Regions from separate parts of the Homo sapiens genome. Here regions 1 and 3 are each linked to region 2. The links are chromatin loops, found by intact Hi-C in ENCODE. Cell type or tissue: PC-9. All regions are shown on one strand.

Region 1 (8,000 bases), 1.2 Mb before region 2:
ATGGTCAGGCTGACCTTCTGATGATTACACAGGTATCTGTAAGAGATGTATAAGCGAGTGTTGCTGAGTCTCTCCATATTATGCTCACTTTAACAAGAGTGTTTTTAAAGGAGCTCACATGATTTGGGGCAAACCAACAGGGCCTTATTGTACAGATATGAATAAGCTACAACTGCTGAATGCTATCATATTTGCTTTTTAGTTAAATATGCACACAGACACAAACACACAACCTAATTTTGGAGCATTTGGGGTAATTTCTAAATAATTATAAGATTGAGTGCTCTATTTATTATTAACGCTGAATTATATTCAATAACGGTAATAAAATTCAGAGTGCCATTCTTATTTTGTAAGAATTAACAGTCTAGAGAAGAATTTAAAAAGCTTGTACATTCTGATTTGTCTCATATGTAATAAATGTATGGAAAAAGCTGTATTGGAAAGCTGTAATGAATGAGCTACTCAGGCCTGTGCAACCTGTTTAATCCACTCTCCCATCACAGCAATAGACTCAGGTATTGGTGCATGGCCAAGGTCATTGAAAGGTAAGAGGCAGTAGTGTGTGGATGAACCAGCTATAGAGTGAAAGAGTGAGGGTGGGGCACAGAGTGGGGAAGCCCCGATTTGTTGAGTTTGCTGGTTTCCCAAGGAGAAGATATTTCCACTGGGGTGATTTCAAGCTACCAAATTGACATCACTGAAAATGAAGTTTTCTTTATGGTCCTCCAAATCTGTTGGTCAGTATCATGCCCTGAGGAATAAAATGTGCTTTTCTCTTAGGCTATTATATTAGCCTATTATTCAAAACACTTTTGACTGGGCGTGGTGGCTCAAGCCTGTAATCCTAACACTTTGGGAGGCTGAGGTGGGTGGATCACCTGAGGTCAGGAGTTCAAGAGCAGCCTGGCCAACATGGTGAAACCCCATCTCTACTAAAAATACAAAAAATTAGCCAGGCATGGTGGCAGGTGCCTGTAGTTCCAGCTACTTGGGAGGCCGAGGCAGGAGAATCGTTTGAACCCGGGAGGCAGAGGTTGCAGTGAGCCCAGATCACGCCATTGCACTCCAGCCTGGGCAACGAGAGGAAGAGTCCGTCTCAAAAAACAACAACAATAACAACAAAAAACACTTTCTGCCCATGCATAAGCTTCTAAGTGAAATATCCCTACTCACCACCCCTGAAGACATAGCTTGCACAAAATAATAAATACAAAAAATTAGGCAGAAATGGATATTGACCAACAGTAGTCAATGTACTAGCTGTAAAGAAATTATAATAAAATAAGCTAGGCCGGTACCACTCACTTTCTCCGGGATTTTAATTGAGAAGTACAGAGAAAATCAAGCCATTAGTAGTCATTGCTGAAGGTCAAAAGAGGCACAGAGAGAGAAGCTATGAAGTCGTGTAGGGGCTTTAAGGTGGAGAATATGGCAAACTAAAGCTAAAATATATAGAAACTCAGGGAAAAAAGACATTAAGATACAGAGTCTCATTTACTCTGAGAGATATGGATAAGAACTGGCTCCTAGACCTTCTTTGATTCCCATCAACACTCTTATTCCAGATTTGGATCACATATATTCTTAAGAGAAGCTCTCTTTTTATTAAGGCCACTTGAGTTAGAATCTTTTTAATTATAAAAAGACTTTGGGTAAACATTTAAGTAAACAAAAAGACTTCAAGTAAAACAAATTTGTACCAGGAATTGGGCTTAAGCTAGTGGAAATGGTGGGGTAATTGGAATTACTTAGGCCATTATAATGGCTTTGCTTCTGGAATGAAATTCTGATATTTCATGCTATATGTTGCAGCTAATAAAGTTATATTCTGTGCTTTCTGGAGAAGGGGAGCATCATGACTTTCTTCACTGTAAAAAAAAAAATGTTAGGCGGCAAGTTAATCCTCTTAAAATTACTCATCCCCTTAAATATCCTACCATCTCAAAATAAATGACATTTTAGTACCAGCCATGAGAACCATATGTTACAAGGTAATGAACTATTCCAGAAAATGAAATATATGTTTAGGACAAGAGCAAGTGAATGGTACATGGCATCAGGTACAGAAATAAAGGTTTGTGTCCCATTTTTCCCTTTTGCAAAAGTTGGTTGTTATAACAGTTCTAGTTATTTCCCACTATTGTATATCAATTGTTTAGCAATGTTTGTTTACTTTACAGATTGCAAAGAGGAGATAAATAAAAACCCAATATACTTTAATGGTACTATTTAAAATAACAGCTAGTTTTCTATGTGACAAATATTCTTCTAAGCACTTTAGATACATAGATTCACTTAATCCTCTCAAAAATCTAAAAAAGGTAGTTGAGGAACATACCCATTTTACAGACTAGGAGACCGAGGAATAAAGAAGTTAAGGTAATTTCCCTGATATTATATATTGGAGCCAACTTTCATAGCCAGACAGCCTAGCTTCAGACCAATAGTTTTTTGGGTTTTTTTTTGTTTTTTTTGTTTTTTTTGTTTTTTTTTTGAGACGGAGTCTCGGTCTGTAGCCCAGGCTGGAGTGCAGTGGCACGATCTCAGCTCACTGCAATCTCCGCCTCCCTGGTTCACGCCATTCTTCTGCCTCAGTCTCCCGAGTAGTTGGGACTACAGGCGCCCGCCACTACGCCCGGCTAATTTTTTTGTATTTTTTTTTTTAGTAGAGACGGGGTTTCACCGTGTTAGCCAGGATGGTCTTGATCTCCTGACCTCGTGATCTGCCCGCGTCAGCCTCCCAAAGTGCTGGGATTACAGGTGTGAGCCACCGCCAGACCAATAGTCTTGACCATTGCCCAGTGGATTCCAATATCATTAAATAGTCTTTGATGTGGCCTTTTGTCATTTCTTCTGGAGGCACTAGATGGAGTTGACACAAAAGCATCCTATTCTTAAGGTATCAATGTATTTACAATGCATGTGATAGATGGAATGTGTCAGATGGGGACAACTTTTGAATTGGATGAATGGGATGTAGGGAGTTTGCTTTACTAATTAGCAAGAGTTAAGCTCTATTAGATATGTTTCATACCTTGTTCACCATGGCTACGTTCCTTACCAGGAAAAACTGCTTCATAATAATTTTAGTGCACAGGTTTCCACCTCCTTAGTGATTCCCACCTAGGCCAAGAATGAGACACTGGACTCAAAGGCAGCCAATCCAAAAGCTGATGAGAAAACTGTGATATGGCCTGGCTTACAAAAGATGAGCTCAGCAAGTGAGATTCTCTTGAAAATCAGAACTAGGAAATTCTAAGAGCCTGAGTCATTTAGCAGGAGGAACCAAAGTTAAATGTTGTAGAAATCAGCCTGGAAACATGATGATGGGCTTTGCCAAAGTTATGAGGTAACAGAAACTATGAGTAAGCAGAGCCATTAGGTAGAAAAAAAAAATTAAGTACAAAGTAAGGAAACTATTTTTTTCGTTGGACATTAAAAGCAGGCCTGGGGGAATATTTGAATCACATCATACACAGCCGACTGTACAATGAAGACCCCCAAAGTATTGCTGTTGAGGTCTCTAGGAGTATTATGAGTCTAGGAAGGCCTTTCTCTTAGAGACTCTAATCGAAGGTGGCCATGTCACTAGATCCTGTTTACTTGGGGTTTTTTCCCCTTGTAAACAAAAGCTTCTTCCTAAGACATTAAAGATATGTTCAGAATTATTCAGAACCCACTTTTCTTGTCTTTTGTAGCTTCTAGTAACTATTCTTTCATAGCTCCTCCAAGGCACGGGTTAGTAACTCACCTTTGGAGTTAGTCAGTGACAACTTGGGCACCTCTTAGAATGGCACCATCACGTGACAGTCTTTAAAGAAGTATCTTTTGTTATCCAATACTTTCAACGTGTCTGGACTTCAGAAGACGAAAGTGAGTTGCATTATAATAATTAGCTGCAGGAATAGTATAGAAAGGTGTCTCTTGCAAGAACTAGAACTTAGATATGGAATCAAAAGGAGAAACAAGCTTGCAAGAATCCATGGAAAAACTAGACAAATATTTGGACTGATTTTAATCATTTCCTTCGTTCCAACTTCTCCACAATAAATTAAATAATTAAACAGAATCATTCATTTATTTATCAAAAATAAGGCAACTGAGAGCTTATTTTTGTTAACATTTTATCATGTTACATACTAAGTTCTTTTTTCACCCTGACTATTCTCTCCTTAGGAAGCTACACCTAGGCCATTCTCTCCAGATATTTGTTTTTTTTACTTCTAGCTAGTACCTATGGCTAGACAAGTAGATAGCAAGTTGTCTGTGGCGTTCCTTTGGAGTTACCTTACTAATTGTGTCTAACCATATTACCTGATTTTTTTCTTCTATTTTGAAGTTTGTGATTAACAGTGACCTAGCTTAGGAAGATGTAAGTTAGGCATAATAATAATAATATAATGTGGTTTGAAATTTGCAAAATAATTTTAAATCAAGTATTTTGTTTTCTATTGTGATAACTAATTTCTGAAATGACATGGCATTTATTACTATTTCCTTTTCGGGTGTATTGATAAGAATGGTTTCCACTGTAATTGACAGAAACCTAAACACAAAGTGGGCAAAACAATAAAGGAGCTATTGGACGACTGAAAATGATCTGGCTTTAGGCATTTCGATTGGGATGCTACATCTCTCACTCTGGAATTCTCTGGTTCCATCCTCTTCCATGTTTTGGCTTCCCATGAAGGTGACTTTTCCATTTGGCAGCAAAAGGTTGCAGCAGTCACAGGCCTCTTATCTGCTAACCTAACTATCTGCTCATCCGACCACTTGCTTGACCTGACCAAGGGGCTTTTCTTTCCCCAACTATGGCACTGAAGTCCTAGGCCTCTATCTGACCAGACCAACTTAGGTCAAGTGGGCAGTCCGGAAAGAGTTATCCAAATGCCAAGCACTGAGCAGTTTAGGCCTGGGTTAAGTGTTTGTCACTGAGCCAGTCATTGTGAATATGGAATTGGTTTGAGCTGAGTGGATGAGGCCAATTGCCCCTGGAGATGCAGCAGGGGAATGTGATCCCATCCTAATTGCATGGCTGGTACCTGCGACAGTATGCTGAGATGGCTACTTCCAAAAGATATACTATGACAGGTGAGCAGGCAACCAAAAGTGTGGACTCCTGAGAATATGATTTGGATTTCTGCTTTCTACTCTATTTATTTGACTCATAAAAGTGAGAATACTACTAATACTTTTCTCTCAAAAAGGGAATGATGAATCTCTGCCATGTAATTTGGTAAACTACTATGTTATGAGCTAAAAGGCAATTTCATTAGCTTACTATGGTTGATGTTGTGTCTATTATTAGTTAAATTATTTTTTAGAACTTAAAGATAGTCCGGGCATGGTGGCTCACGCCTGTAATCCCAGCTCTTTGGGAGGCTGAGGTGGCTGGATCACCTGAGGTCAGGAGTTCAAGACCAGCCTGACCACCATGGTGAAATCCCGTCTTTACTAAAAACAGAAAATTAGCTGGGTGGGGTGACGGGCACCTCTAATCCCAGCTACTTGGGAGGCTGAGGCAGGAGAATCGCTTGAACCCAGGAGGCGGAGGTTGCAGTGAGCTGAGACTGCAGCATTGCACTCCAGCCTGGGCGACAAGAGTGAAACTACTTCTAAAGAAAAAAAAAATACAGAAATAAGTCAGACATTTAATAAGAACTCTCGTTTCTTATAAGTAAATCAAATGCTTGTGTAGATATTCAATTTCACCAGAATTTTCCAGTGTGTTTTGTAACATGGTATAGAAATCTGAAATGGCTATTACTAAGATATAGATAATCCTGTCATCAAAATATTTGGGAAATGTTAAATTAGACAAGAGTAAATCGGTGTCCTTGCAATAAGATTCTCAGAATCTTTAACATGCCAATATTAAATGTGAATCTTTAAGAGAGAGTCATATTATTGCTGAATTTGTCATATAAATTTCATCATAAAATCATTTAGTGGGGATAAAACATTAGAAAAGTAATTCTTAACTGAAGGTAATTTTTTCTCCAGGGGGCACTTGGCAATGTCTGGATGCCTTTGTTTCTTGCCACAAATGGGTAGGTGTTATTGACCTCTAGTAGCAGGATGCTAAACATCCTACAATGCACAGGACAGGCCCTATACAACCAAGAATTACCCAGCCAAAAATATCAAGAGTACCACAGTTGAGAAAACCTGTTTGAATTAATGTGATATGAAATTAACTCTGCGAAACACCGATTTAGACAGCTGATGCCAGATTTCCTACTTCTAAAGAATAGCGTAATCATCTGCTTTTCCAATGGCTCACCATTCACTTGGCCTTTATTCAACATGAGGATAGACACCTTAGTATTTGAAGTGTACCAAAGCAAAGCAAGGCTAAATCCTAAAATATGTCCAAAATATGCCTAACAGGGTTACTATAATAAACTATGTTTATTAAAAACGATTAAAACCTTTATTATTACGCTAAAACCTTCATTCATCTACTATCGTACATTTTATATGAAATCAGTCAAATTATCCTTCTCAAATAGCAGCAACTACATACTAATACCTTACATTTTGAAAACCACTGTATCCTTTCCACACAACTTTCATACCTCCATTCTGATTCCCTATATCTTCATCACATCCTTGAGGCATAGACTGATAAGATAAAATTACATAGGTTTTGAAAGAGGAATATTTTAATGTTTAGTACAATTTGATTCTATTCTGACAATCTCATAGAATAATTCAAATAGGAAGTTTCCATTAGTCTTGTAAACGTCTGTTCAATAAAGTCAATTGCTCTGTGTGAGACTTTATATTTAATAAATATTAAAACATATTTAAGAGTAAATACTTGATTTTAAAACAAAGTTTTCTAGGATTTAATCTATTAGATTAAAATAATAAAAAATTGAGACACAAAAAGTTGACTACATTCAACTATTAAGAGGAATTTAATCAGAATTGAAACTTGCTAATAGCTGTATGTGAGTGGATATCCTTAAGATGTACTGATACCATAAGATTACAATGAGTTTGTGATTATTTGGCCATTCTCTGCCTTGCTTGTTTGGGAAATTCCAGTTTTAACATAGACATAAACCTAAAGCTTTAAAGACAGACAAGCAAACACCACCGCAAATAAACAGAACAAAACCCTGTGGCATCTCTTAGATATTGTCCTCAACCTTCCAAAGTCAAATCACACAGAGAAACTGAGGTAACAGAAACATTGTTACACATGAGGCAGCCGAAACCCAGAGGACCTGACAGACTTAACTGTCAGAGTCAGGTGTGAAACAGCTCTGCTGATTCTTAGTCACAGCTCTTTCCACAAATATATTGTTTTAATTATGAAATTCCTAGAGCACAAGACTGATCTAGCTGGAGAAATCTTAAAGGAGGCTGTTAATCTTTGCCTCCCCACATTGCAAAGTAGAAGGGTAAATACATGTCCAACGAGATCATTAATCACTCTCATTTATTTCTTTTCTTTTTCTTCTTTTTTTTTTAAATAGAATTATATGAGTAGCAGGAAGAGTAGGTCAAGTGAGGTAACAGGTCTAATTAGGAAGCAGGGTATTGGCAGGGCACATCCCAGGACTGTAGTGGAAATTCCCTAACATTGTAATTTAGTCAGGCAAAGATATCTGGCTGAAACTTATGTAATTTGCGGTATCCAGCTTTTGTTTGCTAACCTGAAAGGACAACAGTGACATAATGTTATTTTCCTCACCTAAGTATCACTTGACTTTTTAAAGCTCCTGTAGACTGGTTAGCTCAGTCTCAAGGGACAAGGAGAGGCAATCCCCTTGATTTATTTTAATTAACCTGGTTCCCTTACCTATTTATAAGTTTACCTATTTATGAAGATATGTGTATATACATATACATATACACTCACATATATTTTTATATTTCTATCTACATTCCATTAAAGGAGAGAAATGTAAACTTATAAAGCAGCATGATAAGTTTCATTTATAATTAATATTTTAACATACTTTTCTTTAATACCTGGACATCTC
Region 2 (8,000 bases):
GCTACTCAGGTGGCTGAGGCAGAGAATTGCTTGAATCTGGGAGGCAGAGGTTGCAGTGAGCCGAGATCACACCACTGCACTCCAGCCTGGTGACAGCGAGATGCCATCTCAAAAAAAAAAAAATCTAACAAGCTTCAAGATGAAGCTCTGGCCCAGAACTCATCTCCTCCCAGAAGGTCTCTAATGAGGACTGGCCTCTTCCACTCTCACAGCCAATTACTGACTCCCAGGTATGAGCTCCCAAATCACACACCACTAGGACATGATCCCTGCCTTTAAGGTCTAGTGTAACTGTAAATATTTACCACCGTTTGTCTTCATTGCATTTGTTATTGTATGTTCCAAGTTTTTAAAAAACCACTAAAGCCATTAATTATGCTTTCTAATATTTCGCTAGCCCCATTTCCCTCCAATCCAAAATCTCCATAATACCCTCAAACTCAAGTTGTCTCTCTCCCTTATACAAGGTATGGCCCGTGGTTTGCAAAAGATTTATTTTCTCTTACACTTGAAATCTAGAAATTTCCTGCTAAGTCATACAACTTCAAACATCCACCTTTCTCTGGAGACTACACAAATAATCACTACCCAAAGCCAAGTATATCCAAAATGGCCTGTGATATTTCAGAACAAAGGATTCATAAGCAGGAGTTCAAGGATGAATCCACCATTTGAAATTGTATGAAAAAAATCTAATGTGCAAGTGAATATATGGGTTTTTTTTTTCCTTTTGGGGTAACATTCTATTGCTTTCAAGAAATTTTCAGAAGAGGCTATGAGACAGACACACACACACACATCCCCACAGAAACACATAGACCTAAATGAAATCCTAATTTTAGTGAAACATTTTTGTACACAAATGTGACACAATTTCTATTTGTCCAATAAAACCTGTTAAATGTTTCAAAATCTTTTACCACATCTTTTAACTTAAAATATGATTAAAAGGTCTACCTTGCCAGACCAGTGCAAGAAACACAATGACCATAGGAGAAGTAGCAAAGAAAGAGAAAAAAACACCTCCAAATATTTTATGCCTGGAAAACTTGGATCATGAAGAAGATGAGAAAAAAAAAGTAGGTCATTGTAACTTGACATTCAGAAATAAGCAGCAACATTTTATTCTCACTGACCTGTAAGTCACCCTCCAGCTCCGAATTTCATCACTACCTTACAAACGGTTCCTGAACTACCTCAGCATGGCATCTGCTATATAATCTTCTAAAACTAACATTGGGAAACAATTTTTTTTTTTGAGACAGAGTCTTACTCTGTCGCCCAGGCTGGAGTGCAGTGGCGTGATCTCAGCTCATTGAAACCTCCGCCTCCCTGGTTCAAGTGATTCTCCTGCCTCAGCCTCCCAAGTAGCTGGGATTAAAGGCACCCACCACTACGCCCAGCTAATTTTTGTATTTTTAGTAGAGACAAGGTTTCACCGTGTTGAACAGGCTGATCTCAAACTCCTGACCTCAAGTGATCCACCCGCCTCGGCCTCCCAAAGTGCTGAGATTACAGGCGTGAGCCACCGCGGCCAGCCAGGAAACAATTTTAAGAACATAATAACTATACTTAATTCCAAAAATTAATAAGGAGAATGTATGCTGAATAATAATGTGGTGTGAGAGTCTGTGGAAAGACGTACTTGGGTTTGTTTTAAATGAATTAAATATATAAGGCTACCACAGACCTTTACCTACAATGTAATTTATATGGTAGCTGGGCGCGGTGGCTCACGCCTGTAATGCCAACACTTTGGGAGGCCAAGGGGGGCGGATCACCTGAGGTCAGGAGTTTGAGACCAGCCTGACCAACATGGAGAAACCTCGTCTCTACTAAAAATACAAAATTAGCCGGCCATGGTGGCGCATGCCTGTAATCCCAGCTACTCGGGAGGCTGAGGCAGGAGAATCACTTGAACCCGGGAGGCAGAGGTTGTGGTGAGCCGAGATAGCGCCACTGCACTCCAGCCTGGGCCACAAGAGTGAAACTCTGTCTCAAAAAATAAATAAAATAAAATAAAATAAAATTTTATATGGTACAGGTTGTCTCAAAAGAGGAATTTGTATGTGGAGAGCCCATTTTAAATGTGTCCTGCATTTTTATCTGATACTATAGCCACTGGGGATTTATTTGCTTTCATCAGTAGTTACCTGACATCCTTTCTGCATAAATCCAGATAGAAAAGTATCTCTTCTGGTTCTGTTATTTGCTGCTGTAGTTTCCATCTGTAGTGCTAAGATCCATCCCTTATTTTATCTTGGACACCAAGCAAGCTTCTTTTCTTCACACTCTAGTCTCTTCTCAACAGCTTCACAAGGGAATCTCTGGGTTGCTTCAAACGCATCTAACACTTCTTTCCAATTATTTATGTTGGTGACAAACTCTTTCTCACCAACTGTCTAGGGTCACTCAGAGGTACTTGATTTGAAAAAGCATTCGGTTTCCTATCCAATATTTTGGTACCTCTCCAGCTCCCCACTTCAGCTCTGCCGATGTTAGCACATTGTTGAGCAGAACTTGCCTCTTACATTTTATCTGAGATTGGCTATAACATCCATATGCTGAGTTGCTTCCACATTGGTTCTCATATCTGAAAATTGTTAATATCAGCAACAACCCTTAAAAAAAACCCTGTTGCTTTTTAAAAACCCTGAGCACTTATATCACAGAAAGGACCCAATCCCAGATCTGCCACTTATTATCAGTGAGACATCTGAGCAGGTCTCTTAACCCCCTCCCTGAACTTCTTTTTCCTGTCTGTAAAATGGGGAGAATACCACCTTCCTCACTACGTTGTGAGTATTAAATAGGTTCGTGCATGTGAAAGGTTTAGCATAGACACTGGCTGCCCCAAAGCCAGTGCTCGTAAGTGTTAGGTACTTATTTATTCTGAGAGCAAAGTCTTAATTATCTGTGGATAGAGAGGTGAACATTAGCATGAAATTGTGCATTTTTTTTAGGGGAATGGAAACAATTTGCATTTTAAGAGCAAGCAAGCATTTTTGTTTAAAAATATCAAGGGCATATTGTTACAAGCTCCTGCTCTGCAGGGACACTGAGCCCTTCTAAGTTCTTTCCTTTTCCCAATTTTGTTTTCTCCTCCTCTCTGTGAATGAAAACAGCACATAGAGAAATGCTTTGTAAATGCTATAGCAAGATGACCATTTATAAGGACTCTAGAGAAAGTCCTAGGGCAAACTGGTTGCTACATCTAACCCCTTGAACAGGCTGACAAAAGATTTAAACTGTAGCAGCCATGTGAGAAACACACATGTGGTTTTAAAATATTTGAATTCCATTGTACAGTTCTTGGTAAAACCCATGCAGACCAAGGAAGCTGACACATTCAATAGAAGACATGGGCCTCCGTTGTGTCTGTGACCCCTCCAGGTATTTTAAGCACCAGAATCAAAGTACAGAAATAAAAACAAACAAAAGCCCAATATCTGTCCATGCCTGGTCTTACCAAAAAAAAAAAAAATTGTTTTTTTAAAAAATAAGTCTCTTATGGGATGACTGTGGACTTATTTAGCCCATTCAGCAGGATTTTTTACTAAGCTACAATGCAAAAGATTTATTTTGTCATTGTCCAACACCAACAATTGAGGAAACTCGGCCTAGTGCAAAATCCCCAGGAGAAACAATCTACAATTTAATTAGTGAAAAATTGAAGCAATTTAAATACAATTCCAGGCATTTTTTAAAGTAGTATTTGAATAGACAGCTGCTGCATCTACTAAGTGTTTAGGCAAAGCACCATAATCCCTGATCCGATGAGATGCCCAAGGTTATGAACACAACTGTCTGTTGTCAGGGCAAGACCCAGAATTTAAAACAAAACTCCAGAAAGCCTCCCTCAATGCCTGCTCCATCCCCACAAAATAAAGAGATCGCTAGCTAAATAGCCAGCCAGCCAGCTAGCTAGGTAGATAGATAGATAAAGAAAACATTAGTCACAGCCTTTTGAAGCACAGTAGAATGGAGACAGAAAAGGATTTAGAGCCCACAGCACTAAGCTGGAGTCCTGATTTGTTCATTACCTTTTTTCTGTTACTACTTCAAATTCCTCATTTATAAAATGGGAATATTAATGCCTATCCCACATGAGTTTTGAATCTTCAATGAGAATATAAGAAAACACTATATAAATGTTACTTGAAGATGTTGAAATGTTAAAGAAACAGAAAATATAAATTGAATTAGAGATATGTCACTACTGCACCTTCTACCATAAGAACTTTATTGTTTCAGCCTTTTTTTTTTTTTGATGGAGTCTCACTCTGTAGCCCAGGCTGGAGTGCAGTGATGTGATCTCGGCTCACTGCAACCTCCGCCTCCCAAGTTCAAGCGATTCTCCTGCCTCAGGCTGCGGAGCAGCTGGGACTACAGGCGCATGCCACCACGCCCAGCTAATTTCTGTATTTTTAGTAGAGACGGGGTTTCACCATATTGGCCAGGCTGCTCTCGAACTCCTGACCTCGTGATCCACCTGCCTCAGTCTCCCAAAGAGCTGGGATTACAGGCGTGAGCCACCGTGCCTGGCCTGTTTCAGCTTTAAAGATTTATTTGTACATACAAAATATTTTGCCACGCCCAGTTGCAGTCTTGCAAGATGAAAAGGGTTCTGGAGATGGATGGTGGTGATGGTTGCACAATGATGTGAATATACTTAACACCACTGAACCGTATGCTTAAAAATGGTTCGAATGGCAAATTTTATGTTATGTGTATTTTATCACAACTTTAAAAAATTATTTAAAAGCCTTTTACCATGATAAAATCCCCTGGTAGCAAGAAAGAAATCCTCTTCCTTTAATATTTAACTTGGTCAACTGAAAAAGCGAAGAACAAGGGGCTGAGGATCCTAGATGTGCCACAGAGTATGAGCACATTGCAAAGGTATGTACAAATTCTAGGACCTCGGCCAAACTTCCCAAAAGGACTTTTTTGTTAACCTTTGTTAATTGCAAACAAAACCGATTTCAAAATAGAGGTGCCCACACGTTGGTTGCCAAGCCCTCAAACACCCATGCTTTGCACACTTTAAGGGACAGGAATGGCATTTGTGCTATGAGTACTAATGAATACAAATACTTGAAATGATTCAATAGTTTACATCTGAAAACATTTCACAGACTCTCAGTATATGCTGCAACAAGTGCATTAAACATAAGAAGAGCCCCCAAAGAAGACCAAGAATCCACATTAGAACTCATATCCTTCAAGGAGGGTGGACATTCCTGTTCTTGGTGCAGTTAGAGAGGTGTCATATGAATCCACCTATGATTACAAGTCCAGACACAGAAACAGCTACAGGCAGCAGAAGGGAGACATGGTTAAGCATCACTGAAAAGGAGCTCCCAGCAGTCTCAGCTCTGTTACCACCCACCCGCTGGGTTACCTTGAGCAAATCACCAAAACTTTCAAGGCCCCTGTCTACACATCTAGCTCTCAGTGACTCTTTGCTCTATTCTAAGCTTGGCCAGGGAGATCTAATAACAATTTATTAACCCTATGCATTACAAAGTGCAGCTATGAGGAAAAGAAAGAATATTTGAAAAAGAAAAAAAAGAGGGGTGGGCGTGGTGGCTCACACCTGTAATCCCAGCACTTTGGGAGGCTGAAGTGGGTGAATCACTTGAGGTCAGAAGTTCAAGACCAGCCTGGCCAACATGGCGAAACCCCATCTCTACTAAAAATACTAAAGTTAGCCGGGTATAGTGGTGCACACCTGTAGACCCAGCTACTTAGGAGGCTGAGGCAGAAGAATCACTTGAAGCCAAAAGGCAGAGGTTGCAGTGAGCTGAGGTTGCACTCCAGCCTGGATGACAGAGTGAGACTCCATCTCAAAAAAAACAAAAACAAAAAACAAAAACAAAACAAAAAAACACACACTAAACTAAACACCATGATAACAGGGAGATAAGAAGAATCTAAATGACCAAGGCTGAACACCAACAGCTCAAACAAATATCAGGAAAAAGCACCTGCAATAAAGACACACAGCACAGCTGCCATTAGCGAAATGCTAAGGCAACGGAAGCTCAGCTTTTGAACGCAGCATAGGACACAACGCCCCCACCTCCGTGCTATCTTGGAAGTCAGCGGAAACCTCAGCATCCACAGGAACCTGGGCCAGAACTGCGGCTCAGCCCTGAAAATTCTGCAAACTGTCTCTACGGTTGGAACAGAGATTACAATGGTACTAGTTCAGGGCAATCGGGTGAGGGAAGACAGTATAACTTAGTGAAGGTCTAAATTACAAAACGGGGCCCAGCACGGTGGCTCATGCCTGTAATCCCAGAACTTTGGGAGGCCGAGGTGGATGGATCACCTGAGGTCAGGAGTTCGAGACCAGCCTGACCAACATGGAGAAACCCCGTTTCTATTAAAAATACAAAAATTAGCCAGGCGTGGTGGCGCATGCCCGTAATCCCAGGTACTCAGGAGGCTGAGGCAGGAGAATCGCTTGAACCCTGGAGGCAGAGGTTGCGGTGAGCCTAGATCGTGCCATTGCACTCCAGCCTAGGCAACAAGAGCGAAACTCTGCCTCAAAAATTAAATAAATAAATAAATTACAAAATGGTTTATCATCACACATTTCTTTACATACTCTATGTTTTAAACTAAGGTATTAATAATGTTGTAAAATAATTATTTTCATCTAGTCCAAAGTGGGATATTTAATATTAATAGTACACAAAAGGATGAGCAAATCCTCTACAATAAAATAATTGATACACTTAAAAGTTGATGTCAAACTAAAAGACCTTCAACTATTTATTAGATACTTCCTAATTTTATATTTCCTTCACGTGAAATTTCAAACTCTAAGACACTAGGAAAGTTGCTGTTTTTAATTGGCTAGCATTCTCTATCAATGAATAAATGATCACAAGTTGCAAATCTGTAAAATCATCACTTATTAAAATATTCTAAATTGGAGGTGAAATGGTACCATAGTACATATCCTGAGACTGTTCTCTCCCGGGTTCCTGTAAAATACCCATCAAAACAAAGCAATAGAGGGGGAAATCTGATCATGGAGAGCAAAGAGAGGAAGGAGCCATGATCATAACCTGGAGACATGTTCTACCCTTGCACTAATTGCGGTGAGATTCAGCAACACTGTTTTGTAATCACCTCCTGAGTTCCTTCATGAGGGATGGAAGTGAGAGGACTTTCTTAACCTTCGCTGATGGCACCTAAGCAAGAAACTACGTCACCCTGAGAAAACTGACAACCTGCCAGGTCAGTGATCCAAATTCACATCCCTCAGATTTCCTTTTCCCATGCCTAACAGTAATATTAGAAACCACTCAGCAGACTGGTTTCAAAGCCCCAGCATCCACCTCTAACAAGGAAAACCACACGAGATAGAAAAACAGTTGATGAAGGCAAAAAAAAAAAAGAGCAATCCCATTTCAAACTAAAACATTATGCTGAGACATGGACAGCAGAGGCAGAAAAAGAGACCCAGTCAAAAGCCCTTCTTGAACATTTTTTTTAAAGACAAGGTCTCATTAGTATTGCCCAGGCCGGAGGGCAGTGGCGATTATATTCACGCTGTAGCCTCAAACTCCTGGGCTCAAGCAATTCTCCCACCTCAGCCTCCCTAGTAGCTGGGAGTAAAGGCAGGCATCACTACACAAGACTCTGATTATTCTTTTATGTTAGTAGGCCTCAAGACTATTTGCCTTGGTCCCCAGTTTTTTTTTTTCTTTCTTTCTTTCTTTTTTTTTTTTGAGATGGAGTCTCTCTCTGTCACCCAGGCTGGAGTGCAGTGGCGCGATTTCGGCTCACTGCAAGCTCCGCCCCCCGGGTTCACGCCATTCTCCTGCCTCAGCCTCCCAAGTAGCTGGGACTACAGGCGCCAGCCACTACGCCCGGCTAATTTTTTTCTATTTTTTTTTAGTAGAGACGGGGTTTCACCCTGTTAGCCAGGATGGTCTCGATCTCCTGACCTCGTGATCCTCCCGCCTCGGCCTCCCAAAGTG
Region 3 (8,000 bases), 490 kb before region 2:
CAAGAAGAGAGAGAGGGCAAAGTACTTGAGGTTGTGTGCACAAAAATGGTTACAGTGCTAAACTATGGAAGCTAAGCTGTGTACAGAGAAAAATAAGGATGTGTGTTCTGAGGAAAAGCAAAAACTAGAGTCTGCAGAATTGTTGAAGTTGAGATACTAGCAGAAATAAATTGGAAATATAGGGGATGGTATTTGGAAAGAGGGCTACTCAAGATTTAGTTTACACAAGGGGTACAGTTATCAGTAGCAACCAATATATAACCAAGGGAATGGATGGCTAAAGTAAGTTGAGAGACAAAATCACTGAAGGAGAAGTCAAGGAACTAACAGTTCATGGTATTGACAGGATCAACTACATGTATGTACACGTTAAGAGAGGTGACGCTATATTGCAGTAACAACCTCAGTGTTTCAGTGGTCACAAGCCCCCACGTTTCTAATGCATGCAAAGTTGAAGCTCAGCAACTCTCCAAGGCTGGTCTCTCCACTGAGTGACTTAAGGAGTCAGTTTTGGGCTCTGCATCTCAACATGTGGCATCTATAGTCACTGTTGAAAGGGAAGCAAGAGAATAGAGATGGCACATGGACTCTTAAATACTTTGCCTCAGCAATGATACTCATTATTTCCACTCACCATATCATTGCCTGGAACCAGTCATACAGCCCTCACTACCTGTACCATGTCCAGTAACATGGGGAGTGTGTCTGGCTGCCACAATTTCTCCTTAAGAGTTATCAAGGAGTAACACATGAGGGAAAGATGGTGAACTGGGTGCTAAATTCTCAAAGAATGAAGGGAATTCACCCAGAAGGTTAGATGAGACTGCAACAAAACAATTAGCAGGTAGTGGAGACTGTTGGCATAAGAAGCCAAGGCACTGCGGGCTCATCTGCTAGAAATGACCTTCTCTTTATACTAAACTGTCTGAAATGTGTGTACATGACATCAAATATCTGGATATTAATGAAACATTCAATCATCTAGATCTTTCCAAAGGCATTAAATCTTAAGCTACTCAGAAATGGGCTGTTGATGAATCTGATTAATACAGAGTTAGCCATATTTCCTTAGTGGATTACCAGGCTTTAAAGAATGAAAATATGGGAATAATAAAACCTTACTAAACATAATTTATTCTTTCCTTGATGATTTAGAAGGCACCTTTAGCTCCTATGGTGACTTAGGGACATTCCTATGAACATCGATTACAATTGAACTGCGGATATGCAAGGCAATAACTCATGTGACCTCTCTGCACACTTGGAGCTCAAGCAGGGCCGCAGGAAGAGTAATGACAGTGGGGAATGGAAGGGTCAAGAGCTGGGGAAACTAACCAGGTGGCAGGGCTTACTCTCAAGAGTAAAACCAGCAGTTGAAATAATAAAGTTCAAGGAGATGAGGGACCTTGGGTTTCAATCAGGGCTGATATGTACATCCAGAAGGTACCCTCCAGGTGCTGGTAACACAAGACCAGAAATCTCCCCTTACCATGCAGGCAGATCGTATGTCTCCAATCTAAGAGGCTAATTAGTTGGAAGCAGATGTGGAGTATCCAGCTATTGGGATTTCTTTCTAAGTCGTGGTTTATTAACCTGGCGCTGGGCCTTTCAAAGGCCAAACAAGCTGCTAATCATTGTGAGGTCCAGGACAAGGGTCTGATTCCAGCAGGAAATTGAAAGGCAAACCAGGAAACCAGGGAGTTAAGCACAGGAGGAGAGGTGGGAAGAAGGGCCTCCACTTGATGAGCATCCCAGATCTCAGGCTTCAGCAAGCATGTTGATTACAGAGTATGGTCACCTGGAGATTAGATGGGGGCCTCTACTATGGTTTCAAGGAGAAGGAAACAGAGGAAAATAAGGAGAAAATGGCTTGGTTGGCTTTGGGTAGGGCTTAGCGTAGAGCTCATTTTCTTGAGAGGGAGGGAGGGACAGGTTGGAGAATGAAGAAACTGACATGCAGAAATAAAAGGCAAGGAAAATTCTGATTTACTCTATTGGAATGCCAGATGGAAGTGCTCTCTTTAGAGGCTGCAGGATTACATACCCCACCCAATCTGTTTTCCAAGGGCTGTACTTCTGCTCCTCTATTTGGAGGCTAGGCCAATATTCAAGTTAGGATAACGGAAGGAGATTGTTTTTGTAACGCAACTTAATTCACAAAAACGAGTCAAAGAATGTTTTTAGTTCAATAAAGGATTTACTTAAATTCTTATTTGTCTTATAGATGTTTCGTCTTTCTTAATCCCATTCTTAAAACCTCATGAATCTAAATCTCCTGCTGTCTCCACCATGGAATACCAGATGGAACTGAAACTGGACCAAAGAACTAAGGACAAAAGGAAGTAGGTGCCTGCAAGGGGCATGGTGGGAGGCAGGAGACAGGTGTAAGAGATTTAAAAGACTGAAGAGTTTGCGGGGAAAGCTGTGAGGATAGGGGAATGGGGGTGGGGAAAGGAGGAGGGAGGAAGGGAAGAGGAGGAGCAAGACACTAGCTGGGGGAGGAGTTCAGATTTACCAGTAGAAAAAGACTGTGCAGAAGCCCCAGGAATCCATTAGGAAGCCCGCCCACTAAGGAGTCAGCTAGATGCCCTGAATGAGGTAGAAAAGTATTCCCAGATGTGTGTTCCCCCGCTCCAACCGCTCCCCACCACCCCCAGCAGAACCATCAAGAGAGGAGGCTGGGCAACGCAGAGGAAATAAGACATTTTCAAAGACACACGCCAGAGTTGCGGAATTGCTAGTGCTGTCAAGGTAAATTTTATTCAAGGACTTCTTTTTACATAAAAAGGGCCAGTTAGAGTTATTTGTGTTTCAAATTTATTTTATTTTTCTTTATTAAAGTATAAAAAGATACATAATTTGCCTTAAGTCTTTAGGTTCAATTTGCAAATCTCATCTATTTCTAAAACGAGTAAATGTTATATAAAACAGAACAGGTTTTGCAGGGAACTTGGATTAGCGTTTGATGAACTCAAGTTACACAAAGTAAATTCCCCTTAAAACAACCAATCTCATTTTGAAAACTTAATTAAATTCCCTTAATTTTAAACTTCATTTATAAATCAAAGTACCCTATCTCATATGCCTGAGTGGGTAAATTTATGAGCTTAAGCAAAATCTTTCCAAGTTCTGAACAAATCTTTAAAGTTTAAATAAATTAAAATGACAAATATAACAAGTCTTAAATTCTTTTAAGCATGCCAATACTGATTACAAACTTACTGGTATGCATTTTGACAAGAATGAAAAATTACAAGAATCAATTGCATGTTTAAAATTGGAATCAAGAGGCTGATTTCTCAGATTTCATTTCAAGCCTTCTTATTCTAAGTGTGGTCAGAGGGGCAGCAGCATGGGAACACCTGGAGCTCATCAGGAATGTGGACTCTCAGGTCCCACCAGGAACTACTGACTCAGAGTCTATAGCATTAGTCAAAGAGAGGGCAGGAAAGGGGTATTTCCTTCAGTTTTTGAGCTGATATAGGTGCCAGGGTGATATGGTCCGTCGATTCATCCATTTTTCCTTCTCTTTCTTCGGTTTTAGTAGCATACAACAATCCAGAAAGCAAATCATATCTTCAATCTCATATTAAAGTTTTCCAACTAGAAGAAGCAGAAATACTGTGGTTTAAAAGAACCAAGTCGTGCTGGTGAAAGATAGGTCTGGTTGATTTTAAGAACCATACTGGGCATAAAAGGAAGAGAAGTAATTTTTTGTAAATGGACCCCCTCGCTGAGTGGAAGTTACTGCCTGAATCAGCTGCACACAATATAAACTCCTGGCAGGAGTTTCTCTGTGAGTCAGATATCAAAGTCTTCTACAAAGTGGGATGGGCACTGTGGCAAGTTGGTATAGCCACGTTTCTTGAACTGAAAAGGATAAAAAGATAAGTAGAAAGGCACACTGTGAATGTCACGTAATTAAATACCTGGCCAAAATGAGCAAGAGCTACCTTACCCTGAGCCTAGCTAGGTCAGTGTGTGGTGCTCACCTGGAAAGAGGAATAAGATCAAGTAGGTGTAAAACCCTCACATAAGGGGTCTTACTGTGTGGGGTTCAGGGCTAGCCTGCTGACATAATAGTGACATTGGAAAGCAAAGTCCTGCCACGGTCCCTCCATCAATAATGGAAACATGGAGGCAAGATCTCCAAAAGCAGGGTACGCTGGAGAGGCAAGGCCCCTACTGGGGCTTGAGAAGGAAGAGAAAGGTGACAGAATCAGAACAGACCATGTCGGAGGCTTCACAATAGCTGGGAGAAGTACAGAATTTGGGCCTGGGCACAGTGTCTCGTGCCTGTAATCCTAGCAGTCTGGGAGCCAAGATGGGAGGATCACTTGAGCCCAGGAGCTTGCGATCAGCCTAGGCAACACAGAAAGACCCCATCTCTACCAAAAAAAAAAAAAAAAAAAAAAAAAGCCGGATGTGGTGGCGCATGCCTGTAGTTCCAGCTACTTGGGTGATTGAGGCGGGAGGATTGCTTGAGCCCAGGAGGTTGAGGCTGTAGCGAGCCTTGATTGCGCTGAGACCCTGTCTGGGGAAAAAAAAAAATTTAGGAGATGGAGTATGAATAAACAAAGCAACATTCCCTGGTGCCACGCAAGGCTGCCTCCGCAGAGGCATTCCTGTGCTTAGCTTGGTTCTAAGGCAGCTACACAGTGAAGGAAGCTGATACTAGGAAGCAGGGATGCTCCGTCTAGGCACTGGAAAGCCTGAAGTTTCCTAGGCCCCCTAGGGTAGAGTAAGATGAATCCAATGGTCAGAGGGGACTGCATTCTTGTAGAAAGGTGTCCAAGAACTTCCACTGGCAAGTCAACTGTAGGTGCCAATCTACTTTTTGCAAAAGCTGTTGCAGTTTAGGACAAGAGTTACAAATGCAAAAAAAAAAAAAATCATTTAGTTTTATTGGACAAAGTCCAAAAAACTAAATACACCAAAGCAAACCAAAATTCTGTTCATTTTCTGTTCGCATCGTGCTGCTAAAATGCATGCCACACCCGACTGTTTTAGGTTTGGGCCCAAGGAGAATTCCTTATAAATAAAATCCATATTCCCCTGGCATCCTTTAAGTCCTGGAGGCAGAACTGCACGTTCACCCTAGTATCATTCCAGTCCTCTCTTTTTGTAAACGACTACAACTACCAGAAGTCTAGTGGCTCAAATTTCCCCTGGAGTTTTTTGTTACGTAATTGCCAGATTAAAATAATTTTGTGTAGCAATAAATTTAAATGAAACATGTTTTCATTCAAGGTCCAGAGTGAAATTATAGACTCAGTGTCCCTACAATGTTCAGTAGCTAAGCCATGTTCTTTCCAATGTCTTTTTTTTTTCCCGTTTGTGCTGCACTGGCTAGATTTATCAGAACCTGTTTGAAACCAAGGTCATGTCTGTAATAGACAAATTAGTTTTAATTTCAACCATCGATATGCTTTTGAAAATCACTGCAAGGACAAACTAATAATTTTGAGAATACAGAAGTGTTCCTTTTGATAACAAGATATCTAGAATAACAGTGAAGATTTTTAGCCAATTAATTTTCTACACAATGCTAAATAAGTAAATAGCTTAAAACAAACATATCAGTTGACTTAAATTTTAAATATTATTGTTCCTGAATACAAAATAGTTTTCAGGTACAAAAAATAGGAAACTGCTGGCTAAAAAGGGATCACCCCTATTAATTTGTTTCAATTGGAATATCATTATAGTCTGTTGCCAATAAACGATGTCATCAGGTTTTTCTCATGAGGGTTAATTAATGGTAACAACTAGTGACTGAGATTAGAAGGGAGAAGGCGAGAACAGAGTTCTTTCTTGAGCTGGAAGATGTTTCCTCTATATATGTATGCAGGCTACAAAACTGAAAAATAACTTACCATTAGAATTACACTACAGTGGGCTATGACATATAATATATTTTTCTTTGACTTAAGAATTTTCCACCACCAAAGATGGATTTATCCTCAGGCCGCTTGTGTGCTATACCAGTGGACCTGCAACTTAAGCATTTGCTCTGCTCAGGGGAGAATTATTGCTTCCTATTAATTTATGGTTTAGAGAATGTTTCAGCGATAAAGCTGAAAAATTAATTTCAGATTGGTCCCAGAGGGGTTGCTTTTAATAGTTCTGTTAATTCATTTTGGGGAGGATCCCTATGAAAGTTTATGAAAATGGCAAAGACTCACTAGCCCATCTCTAATCTGGATTTTATTTGAAACAGACCTCATCCTTCTAATTAGAGTTGTTAGAACCTACTTTAATTTTATCAATAATAATTAACATTTCTATCGTACTTCAGTTTACAAAGTGCTTTCTCATAATCTATTAAATTTTGGAATCATTACAGTAATCTAATGAAGTAGTGTATTCGTTTCTTATTACTGCAACAACAAATTACCACAAACTTAGTGGCTTAAAACAACACAAATTGATTGTATTACATTGTCAGAAGTCGAAGTCCAAAACAGGTCTCACTGGACTAAAATCAAGGTGTTGGCAGGTGTGCCTTCCTTCCAGAGGCTCTAGGGGAGAATCTGTGTGCTTGCCTCTTCCAGCTTCTAGACGCCACCTCCATTCCTTAGCTCATGGTCCCTTCCACCTTCGAAGCCAGGCAGCAATATACAGTCAGGTGTTTCTTAAGCTGCATCACTCTGACTCTGCTTCTATTCTCATATCCCCTCCCTCCCTCCCTCCCTCCCTCCCTCCCTCCCTCTTTCACTTTTAAGAACCCAAGTGATTACAATGCCCATTCTCCCAGGCAATCCTGGATAATCTCCCCATGTCAAGATTTTTAATTTAATCACCTCTGAAAAGTCCGTTGTACCATGTGAGCTAACATAGTTACAGGTTCCAGAGACTAAGTCATAGACATCTTTGAGGCCATGATTCTGCCTAGCACAAGTAGCAATATTTTAAATGTTTTTATCATTAGTGATGGTGATGGTAAGAGTAGATTATTTAACAGATAAGGCAAACAAGATCAAAGGAGGCCTAGTTACTTAATTACAATCACTCTATTAATATCACACAACACTGTAATTTAAAATTGGTGTTCAGATGTTAATCTACTGCTTGTTCAACTCCATCATGACGTGTTAGTCCAAGAGAAAAGTTCCTATAAGGCATTTTTATTGAACTTTGAATGACAGTCCAGCAATTCTTTTAGGTCATTTCCAAAAATGTTGCTTCAGGGCTTATTGTTAATAATGTCCACCATATTTTTGATTAATTAATTAACAGTAAAGATAATTCTAGTTGTGGTAGCTCTGAAATGTACATATTTACAGATTCTCTTAAAAAATAAAAAAGTTTTACGTTCCCATAGCATAATGGAGACTTTAAATTTTGTATTTTCACATATTATAACCAGGTAAACAGCAAGAAGGTCAAATGAAATAATCCATAGCCTACACCTAAAACAGGAAAAGACCTACTGAATGGTAAGAGAGGAATTTGGCATTCATTCCCAAGTTTAGCGTTTTTAAATAAAATCTTTTATTAGCACCATGAGAAAAGGAAAAGCAGAGTTGACATTTTAAAGTACAACTGATGTCAATATATTTGCTATGTGTGTTATTTGGAGGAGCTGCCAAGAATATGGTTTGTTTAGGGTTCAGATCAGCTTTGGGATTTGATAAATACTAGTGTCAAACATAAACGTGCAGGTATTTGTCTTGAATTAAACCTAAACAATTAATGAGTTATGTGAGCACATAAATTTACCAAAGCAGGCCAGAGAAACCCATGCCTCACCTTTAATCTTTTTTAAATCTTTGGGATGATAGAGGAGACTTCAGGTCAGGATTTCACAGAAAGAAGTATTAGAGGCAGACACTGATTCCTCAGTGAAGATGCCAGAATTTGTTCTTCAGCAGAATATGGCAAATTTATCAACATAACAATTCAGATCAGAGAAGGAGACAGGAACCAAATTTCCCGAAACAGCAAGTACTCTTTTGTGTTCTGAGATACATCAGTTGAATAGAAGCTGTCGATGCTTA

What was found. Hi-C counts contacts between places; a loop is a spot of excess contacts. Peaks named below come from ENCODE experiments on the same cell type or tissue, not always from the same donor. Only the 100,000 strongest peaks of a DNase experiment are listed, where the experiment ranks them.
Region 1: it touches region 2 in a loop (4-fold over the local background); 2 of 110 quality-filtered maps call a loop at or near these places.
Region 3: a loop joins it to region 2, with 5 times the contacts of the local background. A loop is called at or near these places in 3 of 110 quality-filtered maps.

What each region holds. Positions count from the first base shown.
Region 1 is chr6:22,887,940-22,895,939 of GRCh38, reverse strand. No RefSeq gene overlaps it. Among named protein-coding and RNA genes, the nearest start is that of LINC03005, 170 kb to the right of the region's middle. In PC-9, no CTCF peak of the experiment used is centred here; DNase peaks (open chromatin) are centred at 3,269 and 7,619; H3K27ac peaks cover 2,916 bases.
Region 2 is chr6:21,728,840-21,736,839 of GRCh38, reverse strand. The region is part of intron 2 of CASC15 (cancer susceptibility 15); the gene reads right to left. Among named protein-coding and RNA genes, the nearest start is that of CASC15, 66 kb to the right of the region's middle. In PC-9, no CTCF peak of the experiment used is centred here; DNase peaks (open chromatin) are centred at 1,189 and 4,979; H3K27ac peaks cover 2,563 bases.
Region 3 is chr6:22,217,196-22,225,195 of GRCh38, reverse strand. No RefSeq gene overlaps it. Among named protein-coding and RNA genes, the nearest start is that of NBAT1, 74 kb to the right of the region's middle. RefSeq lists enhancers at 1,781-2,282, 3,144-3,992. In PC-9, no CTCF peak of the experiment used is centred here; DNase peaks (open chromatin) are centred at 3,365 and 3,825; H3K4me3 peaks cover 2,370 bases; H3K27ac peaks cover 2,953 bases.